2 separate regions of the Homo sapiens genome follow, and region 1 is linked to region 2. The links are chromatin contacts, found by Hi-C in ENCODE. All regions are on one chromosome and are shown on one strand. The core of a region is the stretch at or near the end of the contact, and the rest is flanking DNA. Distances in the headings are between cores, read along the strand shown.

Region 1 (6,822 bases), core at 2,727-5,226, 1.2 Mb after region 2:
CACAGCCCTACTCTGGGCAAAACCTGATGTTGCCCCTTACAATGAGTTCTACCTAGGCCCTAGCAAGTCGGCACTTGATCCCAAACCATTAGGCCCCTAGGCCGTGTGGTGACACATTTGGCTCAGCCCAGGAAGATGAGAGAACCAAATCAAATTTCCACATTTGAGAGTATGAATGGAGAAACTTGATGAGCCAAAAGCAGAGAGCAGTGGCCATGCAGAGTCCTGAGGGAGCAGAAACTATTGGTAAGCAGTGAAAGCCCATCATTAAAAAGAACACATTTGGCCTCAGGAGTGAAGAGGGTATCCAGTCCCTAAGACTGTTTAAAGCATACCTTTCCAGTTCCAGGAGCTGTCCAGACCACACAGGTCTTTAAAAATAAGCCCCTATTTCTTTTGGAGTGGTGCTAGGGTGGTGGGTATTTCTAGTCCTATTATCCAAGAGATTTAAATAGAACCGAACCTCATCATAGAATCAGCACCAGCCCACTGCAGAGGTAGAAAAGGCACTGCTTTTAAGATGGTTATTGGTTTAGCTGTAACTAACTTACCATATGACCCTGAGTGAGTCATTTCACCTTGGGTTCCTCATCTATAAAATGAGGATAAAATCCATGTCTTCTGGTGTGGATCAGAGTAGGTAACTTAGGTGAAAGTCGTTTGCAAGCACTATAGTTGCAGAACACTCACCCAGCTGAGGCTACTCAAAGGGGACAGAGGCAGGGTGAAGGGCCTCACGGAAGTGCCATTTGGACAAACCGATGCAAACTTTGGAAGCAGGAACAGAGTTGGGAGTGGGGAGGCTGTTGGAAAACCCCATTGGCTGAGAGAAATCCCCTTAAGTGTCACAATTCAGAGAGAGAGACTGATTCTGAGAAGGGCACTGGGCAACCTGCCAACATGGGGCATCACCGAGTCCAGCAGAAGGGCACACAGGTGAGGCCGGGTGTGGTGGCTCAAGCCTGTAATCCCAGCACTTTGGGAGGCCAAGGTGGGCGGATCAGGAGGTCAAGAGATTGAGACCAGCCTGGTCAACATGGAGAAACTCCGTCTCTACTAAAAATACAAAAATTAGCTGGGCGTGGTGGCGCATGCCTGTAATCCCAGCTACTCAGGAGGCTGAGGTAGGAGAATCACTTGAACCCAGGAGGTGGAGGTTGCAGTGAGCCAGGGTCATGCCATTGCACTCCAGGCTGGGCAACAAGAGTGAAACTCCGTCTCAAAAATAAATAAATAAGAAGTGCACACAGGTGAAGTGTGCTGTTTCCATACCCTGTTGCAAGGCCACACTGGAATCTCTGCCACACCTCAACACGGACTGAATTCTAGTAAACAGAGGCCAGCCTGAGGGGCAGGAAAACTGGTTTCTGCTCCTAGACCTTTTCTATCTCCTAGATAGGTGTGATGTTGGGCAAATCATTCTGCCTCTTCTTTGGTTCTCTTGCCTGCAAAATAGGGTAGTAATAACTATTTGTGGGGAGAAAAAAAAAACAACTTTATATTTGTACAGTTCTTTATTTGGATGCTATAAAATATTCTCATAAACTTGATCTTTTTATTTTTAATCTTCTCAACAACCTTGTGAGGCAGGTGAGGTAGAAACTTAATGGCACAAATAGTGGATGACATCTATAGTGTATCATTACATGGCAGTATTGTACTAAACACCATATATTGGTATTGCATTGAATTCCCAAGCAACTATTGGAAGCAGGAACTACTGTTATCTTTTTTTTTTTTTTTTTTTTGACATATGAGCAAACTGAGGCTGAGGGTAAGGAAGTAACTTGCTCAAAGTCACTCAACTAACTGGTAAGCCTGGGATTAGAAACCAGATCTGATTATAAGGCTAGAGTTTTCCATTAGGCTAAAATGCATATGTGAAAGCACTTTGGGGAAATAAAGCTTAGAAATGTGAACAAATGGGCCAAGTGCAGTGGCTCATACCTGTAAAACCAGCACTTTGGGAGGCCAAGGTGAGAGGATTGCTGGAAGCCAGGAGTTTGAGACCAGCCTGGGCAACATAGCAAGTCTCTGTCTCTACAAAACAATAAAAATAAAATAAAAAATGGTCGCAAACACCTGTAGTTTTAGATACTCCAGAGGCTGTGGTGTGAGGATCACTTAACCCCAGGAGTTTGAGGCTGCAGTGGGCTATGATCAAGCCAGTGCTCTCCAGCCTGGGCAACAGAGCGAGACACTGTCTCACACACACACACAAAAAAGACAATATAGTATTATAGAAGCAGACTTTAAGATGAGGAGAAAGTAAAAGGAAAAATAAAAATAAATTTTTAAAGATTTGCACAAATGGAATAAGTTTTTTTTTTGGAGACGGAGTCTCGCTCTGTTCCCTAGACTGGAGTGCAGTGGTACAATCTCAATCTCGGCTCACTGCACTCTCTGCCTCCCGGGTTCAAGAGATTCTCCTGCCTCAGCCTCCCAAATAGCTGGGATTACAGGTGCACACCACCATGCCTGACTTTGTATTTTTAGTAGAGACAGGGTTTTGCCATGTTGGCCAGGCTGATCTTGAACTTCTGACGTCAGGTGATCCACCCGCCTTGGCCTCCCAAAGTGCTGAGTGCTGGAATTACAGGTGTGAGCCGAGCCACTGCACCTGGCCTTTTCTTTTCTTTTCTTTTTTTTTTTTTTTTTTTAGACAGAGTCTCATTGTGTCTCCCAGGCTGGAGTGCAGTGGCACGATCTTGCCTCACTGCAACCTCCACTTCCCGGGTTCAAGCAATTCTCGTGCCTCAGCCTCCTGAGTAGCTGGGACTACAGGCACACAACGATGACACCCCACTAATTTTTTGTATTTTTAGTAGAGATGGGGTTTCACCATGTTGGCCAGGCTGGTCTCGAACTCCTGACCTCAGGTGATCCGCCCACCTCAGCCTCCCAAAGTGCTGGGATTACAGGCGTGAGCCACCGCACCCAGCCTGAAGAAGTTTTTATTATAGCAAATCCCAGTTATACATCTTTTTACTTGGAAAAAATTATGGTGGACATTAATAATTAGACAAAACACTTTGGCTTGTTGTAAGTGAAGCTAGCCATTGTAAATTCCTAAATACTAGAGTAACATAAGGAAATGAATAATTTAGAAAGATCAGTAGGACAGCGGTATACAAAATGGTTGGAGCACAGGAATTCCAATTGGTGTGGGGAAGGAAGAAAGGATTAAGAACCATAATTAGAAAGCCGCTGCAATAAGGTAACTGAGTGGCAACTGGACCCAATGGTAGTGGCCGACTTTTCTTTTTCTTGTTAAATATAGATTTTGTTAAAATTTTGAAAAATGCAAAAAAAATTGAAAAATGCAAAAATAGGAAAATAAATCACCCATTATTCCAGTACTGAAGTAAATGGTGTCAATACACTAGTTTCAGTCCGGGCTTTGTGGTTCATGCCTGTAATCTCAGTCCTTTGGGAGGCCAAGGCCAGAGGATCACTTGAGGACAGGAATTCAAGACCAGCCCACAAAATAACGAGAGCAATATAATGAGACCCTGTCTCTACAAGAAAATTAAAAAAAAAAACAAAAAATTAGTCGGCTGTGGTGGCACGCACTTGTAGTCCAGCTACTTGGGAGGCTGAGGCAGGAGGATCACTTGAGGCAGGAGTTTGAGGCTGCAGTGAGCTATGACTGTGCCACTGCACTCCAGCCTGGGCAGCCGAGTGAGACTCAGTCTCTAAAAGGAAAAAATAAGTAAATAAATAAATGTGTGTGTGTGTGTGTGTGTATACACACACAACAATTTAAAGGTGAAAACATTAATAGGGCTTGGTAACTATCCAGACACTGGCCGGAGCCAAACCAGCCTGGCCAGCCAACTGTCCCGCCCCCAAAAAGCACAGGTTCATGTCTCTATGGTTGTTCCAGCGCCGGAACATGAGGATGTACTCTCTTCTTTTGCGGAACTCTATGGTCTGAGGACGCCGCTGTAACCCCGGAAGCAATCCTGAGAGGTCGGGACCGGCAAGATGGCGGCGCGGACAGCGTTCGGTGCTGTGTGCCGGCGCCTCTGGCAGGTACTGGATTGGCTAGGGAGACTAGGAGGGCTGACCGGGATAGTTGCTTTTAAGTTTCCCTGCCACCAGCCGCTCTGCCCATCAGGATTTTTCCTGATATTTATCCCTCACCTCGCGCCGTTTACAGGAAAGTGACGAGAAAGGGGCTAGTTTTATCAGAATTCTCTCATGGAATTAAATATAAGTTAGTGAGTCCAGGCAAAGATAGGAACAAGAATAATCGTAGAATGTCAGAGCTGGAAAAGATTTTGTACTTCGTATGTTCCAAAACCCCTCCTTTCACGCTTGCAAAATAAACTGAGGCTCAGAGAAGACAGGAAATTTGCCTCGCGAAAATTAGAGGCTGAGCTGGTGCAAGATATCAGACTCTTCCCATGGAACTAAATTGAGATGCTTTCCTGGCATCCAAATTTAGATGAAGGTCTCAAGCCAGAGAAGTGGGTTAGATATCCTCTGCGCAGTTATTTGCAGGAGGAGCAAAAACTTTTCAGCAGCGGTTCTCCTGCTTTTTGGCCTTGGGACCACTTTACACTTTCGGAGTTCAGGACTCCAGAGAGCTTTTGTTTTTGTGGGTTTTTGCTATCTATATTTAGCTTTTTGGAAAATAAAACTTAAGAATATATATTGATTTAAAAGTAACACTAACTCATTACATGTTACAACTAATACTTTATGAAAAATATATTTTCTGAACAAACTGAGTAAGGAGCAGCAATGTTTTACATTTTTGCAGCTCTCTTTAATTTCTGGCTTAATAAAAGCTAGATTCAAATCTGCTTCTGTATTTAATCTTTTCCTATATCACACCTCAGGCTGTCACGGGAAAACTTCACTGTACACTGGTAAGAGAATGAGTGGAAAAGTTGTAAATGACGTTTTGGTTTTATGAAAATAGTTTTGATTTCCCGGATCCCCTGAAAGTGTCTCAGACCCCACAGACGTCCTCAGACTACACTTTGAGACCACCGTTTTTGTTTTTGTTTTTGTTTGGAGACGGAGTTTCGCTCTTGTCGCCCAAGCTGGAGCGCAATGGCACGATCTCGGCTCACTACAGCCTCCACCTCCCGGGTTCAAGTGATTCTCCTACCTCAGCCTCCCGAGCAGCTGGAATTACAGTCATGCGTCACCATGCCCAGCTAGTATTTGTATGTTTAGCAGAGACGGGGTTTCACCATGTCGGTCAGGCTGGTCTCGAACTCCTGACCTCAAGTGATCCGGCAGCCTCGGCCTCCCAAAGTGCTGGGATTACAGCCTTGAGCCACCGCACCCGGCCTGAAAACCACTGTTCTTGAGAAAAGTCAGATGGTATTAGAGATTGAAATTTTTGAACTGCTTTATTAAGACAAATTTACCCAGACAGCCCTCCCTTCCAAACCACCACTCCCCCAACACACACACACACACACACACACACACTCTCTCTCTCTCTCTCTCTCTCTCTCAAGAAATACAAAGAAAAAATGCAATTTAAAAACTTCTTGGCCGGGCACGGTGGCTCACGCCTGTAATCCCTACACTTTGGGAGGCCGAGGTGGGCGGATCACGAGATCAGGAGATCAAGACCATCCTGGCTAACATGGCAAAACTCCGTCTCTACTAAAAATACAAAAATTAGCTGAGTGTGGCGGTGGGCCCCTGTAATCCCACCTACTCAGGAGGCTAAGGCAGGAGACTTGCTTGAACCCAGGAGGCGGAGGTTTCAGTGAGCTGAGAATGCTCCACTGTACTCCAGCCTGGGCGACAGAGCAAGACTCTCTCAAAAAAAAAAAAAAAAAGAAAAGAAAAAAAAAAGAAAAGAAAAAGCAGAGGTTTATAGTGGGAGAATGTGACTGAGAAGTGTAATATTCTTGCTCCTCTTGCACAACTCGATTGTGGGGTCACTGGTGTAATTGTTGGGAGGGAATTTTCTATGCAATTTTGTCTGAAGAATGGCACATACCTCTTACCACTTTGTGTTGTACCTGATTTCCTTTTTCCTTTTCCCCTTTGGTGCAAAGAAGATTATAGAGTTATGATTTGTCTCTATCTTGGGTAAGGAGAGGAAGGACAATAAGCTAAGAATAGGCTTTTAAAACGTGGCTAGGTGGTGGTTCACTCCTGAAATCCCAGCACTTTGGGACACTGAGGCTGGAGGATCGCTTGAGCCCACGAGTTCAAGACCAGCCTGGGAAATATGGTGAAACCCCATCTCTACAAAAGTACAAAATATTAGCTGGGCCTGGTGGCCCGTGCCTGTAGTCCCAGCTATCTGGGAGACTGGGGTGGGAGGACCACCTGAACCTGGGAGGTCCAGGCCATGATCATGCAACTGCACTCCAGCCTGGATAACAGAGTGAGACCTTGTCTCAAAAAAACCCTGAAAAAACAAACAAAAACGTACTTAGGTGACAATCATTTGTATTAATGAAACTTCACTTATGCTAAACTTCTTTTTTTTTTTTTGAGAGGGAGTCTCGCTCTGTCACCCAGCCTGGACCTCCGCCTCCCGGGTTCAAGCGATTCTCCTGCCTCAGCCTCCCAAGTAACTAGGATCACAACCGCACCGCCACCATGCCTGGCTAATTTTTGTATTTTTAGTAGAGACAGGGTTTCACCATGTTGGCCAGGCTGCTCTGGAACTCCTGACTACAAGTGATCCACCCACCTTGGCCTCCCAAAGTGCTGGGATTACAGGTGTGAGCCACGGCACCTGGCCTTATTTTCATCTTCATTGTGTTTTTAAGGATTCTATTGTGTTTCCACTTTCTCAGGTTACACTTCAAAATCTCAGAAAAGTTGAAAGGAAAA
Region 2 (6,510 bases), core at 1,688-4,187:
GGGTTTTCTTAAAAGTCCACCTGATGACAGTTATTTGTAGGGATTTAGATGGGAATAAAAAATCAGCCTTTAAGAATTCTATTTCTGGGCTGGGCATGGTGGCTCAAGCCTGTAATCCCAGCACTTTGGGAGGCAGAGGCAGGTGGATCACTTGAGGCCAGGAGTTCAAGACCAGCCTGTGTAACACAGTGAAACTCCATCTCTAGTAAAAATACGAAAACTGGCCAGGCATGGTGGCACATGCCTGTAGTCTCAGCTACTCTGGAGGCTAAGGCAGGAGAATCGCTTGAACCCAAGAGGTGGAGGTTGCAGTGGGCCGAGATCGTGCCACTGCTCTCCAGCCTGGGTGACAGAGTAAGACCCTGTCTCAAAGAAAAAAAAAATTTTTTTCTATTTCTGGCTGGGCATGGTGGCTCACATTTGTAAACCCAGAACTTTAGGAGGCTGAGGCAGAAGGATTGCTTGAGCCCAAGAGTTCAAGACCAGCCTGGACAACAAAGCAAGGCCTTGTCTCTACTAAAAATAATTTTTTCTTTTTGAGACAGAGTCTCGCTTTGTCGTCCAGGCTGGAGTGCAGTGGTGCAATCTTGGCGCACCACAACCTCTGCCTCCTGGGTTCAAGCGATTCAAGATGGGGTTTCACCATGTTGACCAGGCTGGTTTCAAACTCCTGACCTCCAGTGATCTGCCTGTCTCAGCCTCCCAAAGTGCTGGGATTACAGGCATGAGCCACTGGGCCCGGCCAATTTTTTGTATTTTTAGTAGAGATGGCATTCTGCCACGTTGGCAGGCTGGTCTCGAACTCCTGGCCTCCTACAGTGCTGGCATTACAGGCTTGAGCCACTGCACCCGGCCTATTAAAAATAATTTTTAAAAAAATTAGCCAGGTGTGGTGGCATGCACTTGTGGCCCCAGCAAATCAAAAGGCTGAGGTGAGAGGTTGCTGGAGCCCAGGAGGTTGAGGCTGCAGTGAACTGTGATTGCACCACTGTACTTCAGCCTGGGCAACAGAGGGAGACGCTGCCTCAAAAAACAAAACAACAATAACAATCCCCCCTCCCCCCCGCCACACACACACACACACACACACACACACACACACACAAGAAAGAAAAGAAAGAAAGAAAAGAAAGAAGGAAAAGAAAAAAATATATATATTTCCTAAGATGTGGGGACCCAAGAAAGAACACTGGGCCCTTGGAGGCATAAACTGGCCCCAAGTTGGCCATCAACCAGCCTCATCACCCCTTCAAGTCTCTTTTCCTCTCTGAATCTCACTTTCCTCACCAGTATGGTGAGCAGTGAGTCTCAAGTTAAAGCCTTCTGAGGCCCTTTCCTGTCTTAGATTCTCGATCTCTCTAACCCTTCTCAGCAACACACACAAGGCTGATAAGTGAAGTGAAGCACAATTTCTATTGATCACATGATGGTCTTTCTTGCTTTCCCAGGGGGCGGATGAATCCCTTCCTTGGATAGGAGAAGCTGTGTATCCGCTTGGTCTGGGAGGAATCCTGATTTGTTTCTTACACAGAGACAAAAGTCTAGAAGGGTTTAATCACCTAGCATAGACAGCCTTCTCAGAAGAGCAGCTATTAAAAATTGGCACAGTCTTTTGGGAACTCAGTCTAATGAGAAAGCAAGAAAGACCTCTTGGATAGAGACACTTCCCCCCATCAGACTAGGAACTCCCAAAGGCAGAGACCACACCGTCCTCCTATCTTCTCGGCAGCCAGAATGAGACTAACTTTAGTCATCTCTAGCCATACAAGAACTAAATACAAAATCAAGTTGAGTTTAGCATCCACACCTTATAGCCCTTAATTGGGGAAGGCTTAATGTTTGATTTTGCTCTTCTTGTCTATCTACTGCTTCCTCTTCAGCTGAGCCTAGGTATGCTTTTCTTAATCTGGAAACACTAAGGTTTCATGGGTTGCAGTGGTGAGAAACTGAGCCTACAACTTAAACACATCATCGCTTTTGGCTAAAAACGTTGTTCCCCCAATTCTGCCTCCAATTCATGACAGCTGAGTCCGGGTAGCTGAAAATGGACAATTCTGATGATTTCTGATACTCATCGGACCTTTAAAAACATGCCAGGCGCTGCACTATATGCTTAAATTCATTATCTCATTTAAACCTCCCAACAATGAGACTCAGAGAAGGCAGGTACTTGCCCAAGAACAGCCACATTGCTGCTAAGTAGCAATGCTTAGATTTTATTCTACTTCTGCCCTACTCCAGAGACCTCGCTATTCTGGTGACACTGCCGGAAGATGTAGGCCGCGGGTGAGATCTGCAGGCACACATGGACAGATGCCTTGCGCCCGTCTCTACCCACCTCGGGGTGCCCAAGTAACAGGCACTGAGCACGGCGAGGAGCGCGTGGGGCAGGGCGCTGAGCACCAGCTGGGTGAAGCAGTGGCCTGTGGTGTCCCCCTCCCACAGCGGGAGCGGCCACGCTGCGCTGCTGCCGCACAGCTGGGCCAGAAGTCGTTCCATGGACGCCTCACCTGAAGGGAAAGTTGAGGGTGACGGCTGTGCAGGGTAACAGCCGGCTTTGCCTGCACTTCCCAGCCGGGTCTCCCTGTCTCCAGCCCCGCCCTGGAACCGGGACCGCCCGTCGCTTCCGCCCCGAAGCCAGACCCCGCCCATTCTCGCGGTACCAAGGGTAAAAACGGGAGGAGGTTTCCCCAGTGGATTTCTGGACGCTGGTCACCCACCTTGCCATCTGTTTTTCCCCTCCCGTTTCTCCGCCCCCAGGCATCCGGAACCTCAAACCTGAAGAAGCTGCTGTGCACCGGATTCCGATATCCTGAGAACTGGTGTATGCAAAAAAAAAAAAAGTACTGCCCGGCCGGGGTGCTGGGCCCGCCCCGGCTGGCACCCCACCTAGAGGTTGGAAGACCTAGCCGGCGCTATTCGCCACGCCCATATGCTGGTAGCTGCACGCATGTGCACTGCTCTCTGCTTCGGCTGGCCTTTGCACGCAGGCGCGCTGGTGCAGACGCACAGTTGCGTTTTGGTACGCTTTTGTGGCCTGACTTGCGTTAAGGATCCATCCCTCCCTTAGTGCAACGTCATTTATAACCTCTCACGTGGAGTATTCGCTCACAACTGTGTAAGCTTACTAGTTGGCACAAGCATTGCAATCTCCATTTCTTGAAGAGGTGGGGAGCCGGGCACGGTTGCGCGCCTCGGTAGTCCCTGCGCGCCCGTAGTCTCTGCGCGCCGGTAGATCCCAGGAGGATGGCCTGAGCCCAGGAGTTCGAGAACAGTCCAAGCAGCATAGCGAGACCCCAGTCTCAGATAGATAGATGGATGGATGGAAATTCAAACATACCTGCCCCACGGACAAATAATGCCATTTTGGGACACACTGTTTTCCCTTATTATTCTAGGGCTGCATGACCTTGGACAAGTTACCTAACTTTTTTGAGCCTCAACTTTTTTTTGGGGGGGGGACGGAGTCTCGCTCTGTCACCAGGCTGGAGTGCAGTGGCACAATCTCGGTTCACTGCAACCTCCGCCTCCCGGGTTAAAGCGATTCTCCTGCCTCAGCCTCCCGAGTAGCTGGGACTACAGGCGCGCGCAACCACGCCCAGCCAATTTTTTTGTTCGTATTTTTAGTAGAGACGGGGTTTCACCATGTTGGCAAGGATGGTCTCGATCTCCTGACCTCGTGATCCGTCCGCCTTGGCCTTCCGAAGAGCCGGGATTACAGGCGTGAGCCACCACCCCGGCCGAGCCTCAACTTCTTTATTTGTACAACAGGGACAATACCAATACTAAAGTACTGTTGAGAGAGTTGAATAATTAATTTAGAGTGCTTAGGGCAAGTGCTTTGCCTAGGGTAGTCCTCCAATAAATCTTTTAAGGAAGCAGTGGGAAGAACATAACCTTTATAATTATACGGACCTGGGTTTGAATGCTTTTAGCAGAGGGATGTTGGGCAGGTTACTTCTGCATCTTTATTTTATTATGTTTGTCAGGCATGGTGTTGGTATCCGCCTTTACATAGGTGTGTACAGTGCTTGAAGAAGAAAAGCTAAACAAATGACAATTATGGTTATCCCACTTAATCTCAGTAAGAAGCCCCATATCCCTCAACGTCAAGAATTAATTTTCCTATTTTTAAAAACTAAGAGATGTAGGTTTGCATTTCACAATCTTTAGTAATTAATTAACAGAGTCTTGCTACCTGGCCCAGGCTGGTCTTGAACTCCTGGCCTCAGGTGATGCGCTTGCCTTGGCCTCCCAAAGTGCTGGGATTATAGGTGTGAGCCACTGCACCTGGCCAGGCTCCACTTCTAATTCTAATTCACTTGCTGTTTCCATCACATCTGCAGTTACTTCCTCCACTGATGTCTTGAAGGTCCATCCGTGAAGGTTGGAATCAGCTTCTTCCAAACTTCTGTTAATGTTGATATACGTTGTCCTCCTCCCATGAATCCCATGAATCACAGTTTTTTATTTATTTATTTATTTATTTTTATTGATCATTCTTGGGTGTTTCTCGCAGAAGGGGATTTGGCAGGGTCATAAGACAATAGTGGAGGGAAGGTCAGCAGATAAACAAGTGAACAAAGGTCTCTGGTTTTCCTAGGCAGAGGACCCTGCGGCCTTCCGCAGTGTTTGTGTCCCTGGGTACTTGAGATTAGGGAGTGGTGATGACTCTTAACGAGCATGCTGCCATCAAGCATCTGTTTAACAAAGCACTTGCACCGCCCTTAATCCATTTAACCCTCAGCGGACACAGCACATGTTTCAGAGAGCAGGGGGTTGGGGGTAAGGTCATATATTAACAGCATTCCAAGGCAGAAGAATTTTTCTTAGTACAGAACAAAATGGAGTCTCCTATGTCTACTTCTTTCTACACAGACACAGCAACAATCTGATTTCTCTATCTTTTCCCCACATTTCCCCCTTTTCTATTCGACAAAACCACCATCGTCATCATGGCCCGTTCTCAATGAGCTGTTGGGTACACCTCCCAGATGGGGTGGCGGCCGGGCAGAGGGGCTCATCACTTCCCAGAAGGGGCGGCCGGACAGAGGCGCCCCCCACCTCCAGGACAGGGCAGCTGGCCGGGCGGAGGCGCCCCCCCCCACCTCCTGGACGGGGCAGCTAGCCGGGCGGGGGCTGCCCCCCACCTCCCGGACGGGGCAGCTGCCAGGCGGAGACGCTCCTCACTTCCCAGACAGGGCAGCTGCCGGGCGGAGGGGCTCCTCACTTCTCAGACGGGGCGGCTGCTGGGCGGAGGGGCTCCTCACTTCTCAGACGGGGCGGCCGGGCAGAGACGCTCCTCATCTCCCAGACGGGGCGGCGGGGCAGAGGCGCTCCCCACATCTCAGACGATGGGCGGCCGGGCAGAGACGCTCCTCACTTCCTAGACGGGATGGCGGCCAGGCAGAGGCTGCAATCTCGGCACTTTGGGAGGCCAAGGCAGGCGGCTGGGAGGTGGAGGTTGTAGCCAGCCGAGATCACGCCACTGCACTCCAGCCTGGGCAACATTGAGCACTGAGTGAATGAGACTCCGTCTGCATTCCCGGTACCTCGGGAGGCCGAGGCTGGCAGATAACTCACGGTTAGGAGCTGGAGACCAGCCCGGCCAACACAGCGAAACCCCGTCTCCACCAAAAAAAATATGAAAACCAGTCAGGCGTGGCGGCGCGCGCCTGCAATCCCAGGCACTCGGCAGGCTGAGGCAGGAGAATCAGGCAGGGAGGTTGCAGTGAGCCGAGATAGCGGCAGTACAGTCCAGCTTCTGCTCGGCATCAGAGGGAGACTGTGGAAAGAGAGGGAGAGGGAGACCGTGGGGAGAGGGAGAGGGAGACCGTGGGGAGAGGGAGAGGGAGGGGGAGGGGGGAGAGAGAGCGCTTTTTTTTTTAATGGAGGCAGGGTCTCACTATGTTGCTTAAGCTGGTCTCAAACTCCTGGCCTCAAGCCATCCTCCTGCCTCAGCCTCCCAAAGTGCTGGAATTGCAGACATGAGCCAACATGCCTGGCTCACAGATATTCCTAATGGCATCTAGTGTGGTGAATGTTTTCCAGAGGGTTTTAAATTTACTTTGTCCAGATCCATCAGAGGAATCACTGTCTATGACAGCTATAGCCTTATGGAATGTATTTCCTAAATAATACTTGGGCCAAGCACAGTGGCTCACACTTCTAATGCTAGCACTTTGGGAGGCCAAGGTGAGAGGATTGCTTGTGGCCAGAAGTTTGAGACCAGCCTGGGCAACATAGCAAGACCTCATCTCTACAAAAATAAAAATAAAAAATTAGCCGGGCATGGCAGTGCCCACCTGTAGTCACTGCTACTCAGGAGGCTGAGGTGGGAGGATGGGTTGAGCCCAAGAGTTTAAGGTTGCAGTGAACTATGATTGGGCCACTGTACTCTAGCCTGGGCAACAGAGTGAGACCCTGTCTCTAAAATGATACTTGAGGCCAGGCGCAGTGGCTCACGCCTGTAATCCTAGCACTTTGGGAGGCCAAGGCAGGCAGATCACC

What was found. A loop is a pair of places that touch in the nucleus more often than their neighbours do. Pooled maps may share reads with other maps.
Region 1: a loop to region 2 is called in a map of CD8-positive, alpha-beta T cell, with 35 times the contacts of the local background. The contact joins the promoter of MRPS10 here to the promoter of ABCC10 in region 2. A Hi-C loop is called at or near these places in 2 of 168 maps with a recorded cell type or tissue (CD8-positive, alpha-beta T cell and naive thymus-derived CD4-positive, alpha-beta T cell) and 7 of 50 pooled maps.

Annotation. Positions count from the first base shown.
Region 1 is chr6:42,215,015-42,221,836 of GRCh38, reverse strand. It overlaps MRPS10 (mitochondrial ribosomal protein S10), which reads left to right and starts at 3,976. Exons shown (of 7, transcript NM_018141.4): 1 at 3,976-4,035. The coding sequence starts at 3,988. RefSeq lists enhancers at 3,809-4,088, 4,660-5,261, 5,262-5,864.
Region 2 is chr6:43,423,968-43,430,477 of GRCh38, reverse strand. ABCC10 (ATP binding cassette subfamily C member 10) reads right to left here and starts at 2,937. Exons shown (of 22, transcript NM_001198934.2): 1 at 2,721-2,937; 2 at 2,339-2,510. The coding sequence starts at 2,499. LOC105375065 (a long non-coding RNA gene) reads right to left here. Exons shown (of 6, transcript XR_007059585.1): 6 at 4,464-5,785. RefSeq lists enhancers at 2,291-2,360, 4,462-4,983.